Regions from separate parts of the Homo sapiens genome. Here all the other regions are linked to region 1. The links are chromatin loops, found by intact Hi-C in ENCODE. Cell type or tissue: OCI-LY7. All regions are shown on one strand.

Evidence for each region. Peaks named below come from ENCODE experiments on the same cell type or tissue, not always from the same donor. Only the 100,000 strongest peaks of a DNase experiment are listed, where the experiment ranks them.
Region 2: a loop joins it to region 1, with 9 times the contacts of the local background. A loop is called at or near these places in 42 of 110 quality-filtered maps.
Region 3: a loop joins it to region 1, with 7 times the contacts of the local background. A loop is called at or near these places in 81 of 110 quality-filtered maps.

What each region holds. Positions count from the first base shown.
Region 1 is chr20:9,616,061-9,618,560 of GRCh38, reverse strand. All of the region lies in intron 3 of PAK5 (p21 (RAC1) activated kinase 5), which reads left to right. Among named protein-coding and RNA genes, the nearest start is that of LAMP5-AS1, 100 kb to the right of the region's middle. RefSeq lists an enhancer at 1,940-2,129. In OCI-LY7, CTCF peaks have their summits at 443 and 1,327 (motif pointing left); DNase peaks (open chromatin) are centred at 1,310 and 2,250; H3K4me3 peaks cover 1,044 bases; H3K27ac peaks cover 633 bases.
Region 2 is chr20:10,089,489-10,091,988 of GRCh38, reverse strand. The region is part of intron 3 of SNAP25-AS1 (SNAP25 antisense RNA 1); the gene reads left to right. Among named protein-coding and RNA genes, the nearest start is that of ANKEF1, 56 kb to the right of the region's middle. In OCI-LY7, CTCF peaks have their summits at 1,011 and 1,211 (motif pointing right); a DNase peak (open chromatin) is centred at 1,228.
Region 3 is chr20:9,911,820-9,914,319 of GRCh38, reverse strand. No RefSeq gene overlaps it. Among named protein-coding and RNA genes, the nearest start is that of PARAL1, 73 kb to the left of the region's middle. In OCI-LY7, CTCF peaks have their summits at 1,060 and 1,283 (motif pointing right); a DNase peak (open chromatin) is centred at 1,259.

The DNA of each region.
Region 1 (2,500 bases):
GTGGCACATGCCTGCAATCTCAGCTACTCGGGAGGCTGTGGCAGGAAAATTACTTGAACTCGGGAAGCAGAGGTTGCAGTGAGCCAAGATTGTGCCATTACACTCCAGCCTGGGTGACAGAGCGAGACTCTGTCTCAAAAAAAAAAAAAAAAAAAAAGTTCCAGGCCGTAATAGTCTGTCCTGTGTATCAACATATGTCTCAGCAATAACACTGGGCAGGGGATCTTAACAGAAAACTCTGTAGCCACATGGAGTGGAGCTATGTTTTATCAATTTGATTATAATTTAGAGGGGTTAAAACTTGGGGGGGTACCTGACTCTTTGGAGTTATGTAGTATTTACTGTATGTTCTGGCACTTCCTAGAGCTGTTCCTTCTCCCTTGATAGTGTCGCCCAGCGCTGTATGTTCCTTGGAGTATGCTGTCATCTAGTTGTGTGAGAGCCACATTACAAGCCTATTTGTCACATGCTTACATAATGTTTATTTTTCCTTATACTAATATTACCTCCACTGAATGTTAATTCGTTGTAGCGTTTCTTTTGATAGGTTCGACCTTTTCTTCTGAGATGTATCTTCAATTTCAGGACACAATTTAGAGGCTTAAAGGTATCTTTGATGCTTTGACAACAAACCTCATGTAAACTTCCACTTTTTTTATTTTTCGTGCTTTGGTAGAAGAGCTGTTCAGATAAGAATTGGGATTCTTGCCGGGCGTCGTGGCTCACGCCTGTAATCCTAGCACTTTGGGAGGCCGAGGCGGGTGGATCACGAGGTCAGGAGATCGAGACCATCCTGGCTAACACGGTGAAACCCCGTCTCTACTAAAAATACAAAAAATCAGCCGGCCGTGGTGGTGGGCGCCTGTAGTCCCAGCTACTCGGGAGGCTGAGGCGGAAGAATGGCGCGAACCTAAGAGGTGGAGCTTGCAGTGAGCCGAGATCGCACCACTGCACTCCAGCCTGGGTGACAGAGCGAGACTCCATTTCAAAAAAAAAAAAAAAAAAAAAAAAGGATTGGGATTCTTGGGTCTCATCCCTGCAAATTGAGTAAGTCTCTCAGCCTCAGTTTTATCATATTACAATTAAGCAATTAAGCGCTTAACTGTGCTAGCTGTTTCCAATGTCATTACATTAACCAACTGGTATAAAAATAAAATCGTCTGGGAAGAATTACTTACCGTACAGATCTGGGGCCCAATCCCCAGAGTTTTGACTCAATGTCTTTGAGAACCACTGGGCTAACTCGTTTCTTTCCACTGATTGAAATTTTAAATGGTTAAAGCAGCCTGGCTTTCTCAAGAAAAGTACACGGGCGCCACCTAGTGTCCCTGAAAAGTTCGTACAGCTCACACATCAGATGTATTGAAGCTTTAACTTGGCAGGGTTACCAGTTATAAATGCAATCGAATTTGCATTTTAATTAGTGAAGCCGATTATGTATTGAGATAAACAAGTGTTGTGCCATCGACTCACTTGGAATAATTAGTTTGATCTCACTTTTGATTTATGACTTGGCATTTTTCTGGACTCAGTTATGCCTCTCAGGCTTATTCTGTCTGAATCACACACAATTGCAATAGTCCAGCTTTTTGCAATTATCCGTATTTTTGTACAACTCCAGAAAAACCAAAGTGAAAGAATAAACAAAAAGATTTTCCCAGAAGAAAATGGCAATTTCTAACTTCTTCCTATGCCTACTGGCATTGTGGGACAGACTGCCAAGGAATTCAACCACATTCCACCCACTACCCACCCCTGGACTTCTATCCTTAGACTCTCACTGCCCCCAGAATAGGGAAGGTTATCAGGCCCCTAAGGAAGGACGCATGCTTTGCTTGGCTCTCTGGGCCTTGTCTGGGCACTGCACCCCAGTGTATTATCACCCTGCTGTGCCATAGAGCCCCACATCCCACAGTGCAAGCCACAGGCTAGCAGCAGCAGCATCCCCTGGGAGCTTGTTAGATGTGGAATCTCAGTCCCCAGCCCAGCCCTGAAGGATGAGAATCTATTTTCGCAAGATGCCCGGGGGATGTATATATGTGTTAAAGTTTGAGAAACCCTACCATAGAGAACACAAAGGCTTTAGCCGAAGAGAACGCTGATTCCCTTCCCAACATGCTACTTGTCTTTGCCGTGTTTCCAGCAGCATAAAATAGTCTGGAAGGATGAACATTGGGCACATCTGGCGTTGACATTAGAATCTGCTACTCGCTACTGGCGTAATTTGAGGAGCACCTGAAACTCTCTGTGCTTTCAGTTCCTCATCTGTAATATAGGAACTGCCCTTTTTAATTCAGGAAGTTGTTGTGGGCTAACATGTGTACTGTATTTGACATCATGCATGGTTCATAGTGATAAATATTAATTTCATTTCTACCCATCCCCTGCTTCCAGGTAGAAGTACAATGGAGTGTAGTTTCAACATTGCTTTATTTTAAAAATTAGCCACAGTGTCTTTGACATGCTTCCCATCAGAGGTGGTGTCTACCTTCCCTCCCCT
Region 2 (2,500 bases), 470 kb before region 1:
CCAGAAGTTGGTTTCAGCTACACTGTACAGATGTGCAGGTTGTGCACTGCCAAATTCCAGAAGGCAACATTTGCATAGACTGAGTCAAGAACCTGAACCCCAAAGCTAAGAGGCAGGGGCTAGCTAAAGAGTGGGTTTTAGAGAGTGTTAGAATTGGGTTTGGATCCTAATCCTGCCACTTACTTAGTTGACCTTGGGAAATATATTTAACTCTGAGCCTCGATTTCCTCATCTGTAAAATGGAGATGAACATACCTGTGTCCCAATATAAGATACTCAACAGTAAGCACCCAGTAGAAGCCCAGATATTTGCAAATAGCTATTCTCTCTGGACTTTCCTTTCAACCAAGGGAAGAGTAGTTGTATAGGTTCCTTTCCTCCTTCAGTCTCATCCTGGCCAGTGGCCTAATCCCCTGGTCAGGCTGAAGGCCAGGTGAGTATCATGGGCTTTTCTTTAGAGCTCCCAGGGGTCAGATGAAGGTGATACCACCATAATGCAGACTGTTTCTATTTAGGAAAGCTTCCCATGGGTTTGTACAAATCAGTTCATAAAAATGACCAACACAGCCAGTTTCAAACCATGCCCTGAGTTCACGTGCTTACCAAAGTCATAAAAAACAGCAATAGTTTCTGGTCCCACCAAGGCTTTGATGCCCCTGGTGCCTGGAATCACTCAAAGGCTTTGCAGGGGAAGGCACTTTGGCCCACTGGACCTGGAAATCTTCGCTCTTCTGCATAAAGAACCCATTTAGACCCCTTGTGTGTTTCTGTGCGAGAAAGACCATCAGAAATTCTCTGAAACAAACCTAAAGATGCATTTGGGGTGAGGGAGAGCCCATTTGGGGGTACAAGCAGGCAAGCAGGATACTTTTGAAAATCAGTTGCTTATATAGGTGTAGGTCTGTGTCTGGAGTCTGTACTCTGTCCATTGATAATTATGTCTACCCTTATATCAATCCATGCTGTCTTGATTCCTGTTAAGTCTTGACATCTGGTATAATCTTTCAACTGAAAAATAAAAAGCTCATTAAAACACAAACCAGGGGAAGGCTATGAGACCAGATAAATCTTGATCAGAAACTAGACATAATTAAATTTATTTCTTTGCAGTTTACGAGAAGCAAAATAAGTATATATACATATTTCTAAATTCAGGGACTGGTTGAAATTTTAGCAGGAGCTGAGAGGCTGAGTTCTGAGGGATTTCAGCCTAAGAATAGCCACTAGAGGGCCTAGGAGATCCAGAAACACTGCATGGTGTTTGTAGGAGCCAGGCAGGCCCAGAGAGCCGCCAAGGCCTGAGTATGGTGTTCAAGGTGAACCTGATTCCTGAAAACCTCACCAGGTGCTCACCTTCACATGAGAAAGAAGTAACCAGCTCTGTTAGGGAAACTAGATAATTCATTAAGCAATTTATTCACCAATAACCTATTTCTGCATGCAAGACACCGTTCTATTCTTGGGGTTAAGGGAAGCTGAGAATGCAGGACTATTATAAGCAGGCCTCTCACTTAGGGCTCAGTGATGGCATCAAGGACCAGCTTGGGAGGTGTGGGCTTTGATGCCCATTATTTCCATGTGCTGCACCAATAAACTTAAAATCAAGATAAAAACAGCGTGTGTGCTAAGCAAATACAGCTTCAAGTCAAATCCCTTTAGGTCACTAGACTGCCACACTTTAATCCCTCTACAGAAACTCTAGAGTTTTTGTGATTGGAGCTTTGTGATGTGTCTTGAAGCAGGGATGAAGCTGATTTCTCTATTATTGTTTAAAAAGTCCTTAAAGTATGCAGTACTTTACAGACAGAATACAAAAAAAGTTTAGAAAGTCACCTTTCCTAGAGAGACCTAGGGGCTATCTAGTTACGGCATGTGCTAGAAAATGACCTACAAGGTATGTTCTAGCCTGAGGAATTGCTGGCATGTGAATCATGAGGACAGATGCATGGGCAGAATGTGCCATTTCCTCTGTCAGCATCTGCTAGGCAAGAGATGCCTTCCCCTAGGCCCCCTGGCTCTGCAGTTTTCCCGCCTATGGGAGGCCTTTTACCAACATGACCTATGCCACCCACCCTCACTCCCACACCACCACATCTGGCAGCAAATTTTGTAAGCCAGGAAGTTTGGGGGGTACAAAAGAGGGGCTCCTTGAAGTGGGAGAAGGGTCTCCCAGTCCATGGATAGCTCTAAAAGAGCTGAGTCCTAGATGACTTGCAGATATGGTCTCCTCCATGATCAGAGCTTCTAAAAGAGGAAAGAAATTGGTTCTTTCATCATGTTTCCTTGGCCATGGGAGAAAGTCAGATAAAACAAGCAAGATAAAACAGATGTTATCAAGCAATGCAGTGATGCTTCCCTTTCTTATAGAAATTTCCTTTTCAGAGGGTAAAAACCCAGTTAACTTCTCATATACCAATTTCCCCAGGATATAAGGAGGGTCTTCCCTGTAAGATTTGCTGTCTGGATTACTGAGGCCAGCCCCTCTGACTTCTCTCTTTCC
Region 3 (2,500 bases), 300 kb before region 1:
ATTTTAACCACAGTAGTTGGTTTGAAGTGGTAAGCTTTACTATTTTTGCAGAATTTTTAAATGTACGCTGACCTGAAATTGTTCATATTTGAGCTGAGAAAATTAATTTTGAGGTTCAAACTTAATGTTTACAATTTTGCTATAAAGGCATAAGGATGATACAATGGACTTTGGAGACTTGGGGGGAGAAGTGGATGGGGGAAAGGGATAAAAGAGTACAAATATGGTGCAATGTATACTGCTTGGGTGATGGGAGCACAAAAATCTCACAAATCACCACTAAATGACTTACTCATGTAACCAAATACCACCTGTACCCAAATAAGTTATGGAAAAAAAATATAAAACTTTAAAAAAATTAAAATAAATAAATAAAATCTAACTGGGTACTATGCTCAGTACCTGGGTTATGGGATCAATCGCACCCCAAACCTCAGCATCATGCAGTATACCCAGATAACAAACCTGTGCATGTACCTCCTGAATCTAAAAGTTAAGATTATAAAAAAAAATAAAAATAAAATTTTGCTTTAGATGCAAATCATCTTTTGAGTTGCAGTCTCCTTTATAATATGACTTGACTGGCTTAAATTTAATTATTTAGATCAAGCAATAGTAAATTATGTACAGAATTATAGAAATACATAAATGCCTTTTAAATAAAGATAACTTAAATGATCAGAAAATGGAGCTTGGGCTGGAAGGGAAATTTGGACTATAGAGTGTAGAGGAACTTGATTTAAAGGTAAAACTTGGCAGTGAAGACTAAATAAAGGAAGGTTGTGACATTCTAGATCAGTATTTGGTAAACACCTATTGTGAGACTAACCTGCAAGTTCCATGAGCATTTATTTAGTGCTTCTTCAGCATTGAAACACAATGAAATGTTTCCTAATTAGATTAATACTAAAATAGTATTAATTTGTTTTTGTAATACATGCTTTCCATTTTCTTTTATTGTTTTTATTAACTTTTTGAGTGATATACATTTAAAATTATTTGTCATTAGTGTTCTGCATGAAACAATTGCTCAAAGTGAGAAAATCTGGTGTGCATGATCAACAGCAGTGATCCTCCAACTTCAGTGAAGGTCAGAACTTAGTAAAAATACAAAAGCTCAGGCCCCGTCGTACTTCAGGAAACCTGGTCGTGTTCTTTGTTAGTTGTCCAGGTGATTCTGGGTTTAATAACTACTGCTCTAAAGCATGTTCCAGCAGGAGGCCGCATTGAAAGAAAACAAAATACGGCTTAATTATGGTGTAATGTCAGCAGTGGCCGACAGGTGGAGCACTCGCTCACAATGCTAGCGAAATAGGAGTATTAGCATAAAAAGCCATTTCTAGAGAAAAAAGTAATAAGTGGAAATAAAAAGTACAGCTATATTTGTAGAATAATTAAAATGACCTTTCTTCTTTAATGTCTTTGAGCTTGTGACTCCTAACATCTTCTAGAAAAACATGTAGGAACTTCCACTCGTGAATCTAAAAGTATTTCTTTAGACTTTTAACACCAAAAGTCTGGCTGTAATCTTTCCTAAGAAAAATTCAGTTGTGTCAAGATAAAATCATCAAGAAAATGATCCATGCATTATCCTGCACTTGACTTCACTAAAAGGTCAGAAAGTGGTTCATTCTTCTCACCCTGTTCAATCACTAGGGTGATTAGCCTTGAAAGGCTCACACTGGGAATTACTTTGAGGATTAAAAGGCTGCCTCTTACGCGTGGCTTTAATAAAACTGATCAATTGTAGTGAGTCTGGCCACAAAGTTAGCTTGCTTTGAGTTTGCTGAAAAAGTACATGCTATGTGGAAGGACACAGATTATTTTCTGGGCAATAGGCAGGGATAACGACTTTACTCCAATGCCCCAGTCAAAGGCAGTGATGTTCCAGATCTGTGCTTGCAGGTAGAGTTCAAATGTCCAGGTCAACTTGAAATTGTTCCGCATGCTCATATTTTTCAAATAAAGAGCTTGAATAAGCCTGGGAAATACACTTCATTTATTCACTGATCATGGGTAAACATTCGCTCTGCTAGACAATGAGTAAGAGCTGAAAATTAGGATATAAAAGATATAGCTTAGGCTTGGAGAAGGCAAGTGATCAACTTGCTGCAGTAGAGTGACACTCCTCACCCATGTAACTGATCGTCCCATATTCCCTCAACACTCAACTTCTATGCTACAGACAATTTACCCGGAACATCAAACATTCACCACCTGACGGCTTCTTCCTGGCTTTGGAACACACCCAATTACTGCCTTAGTTTCCCCAAAGAAGTCCTCAACCAGTGACTTCCAGGAGTTGATGGATAAATATCCCAGCTTTCTGACTTTGCAGTTGAGACAGCTCTGAAGTTGTTCTACACTGTCCTTTAGAGTTCCTCTGCAGGACAGAGTTTCTCCTCTTGCCCACGGTGGTAACTGGTTTGATAACACACACTTTATCAGATTCTTTCCATTCTCTGTCTCACTTCCCTCTTCCCTACTAGTGCTTCCTGGC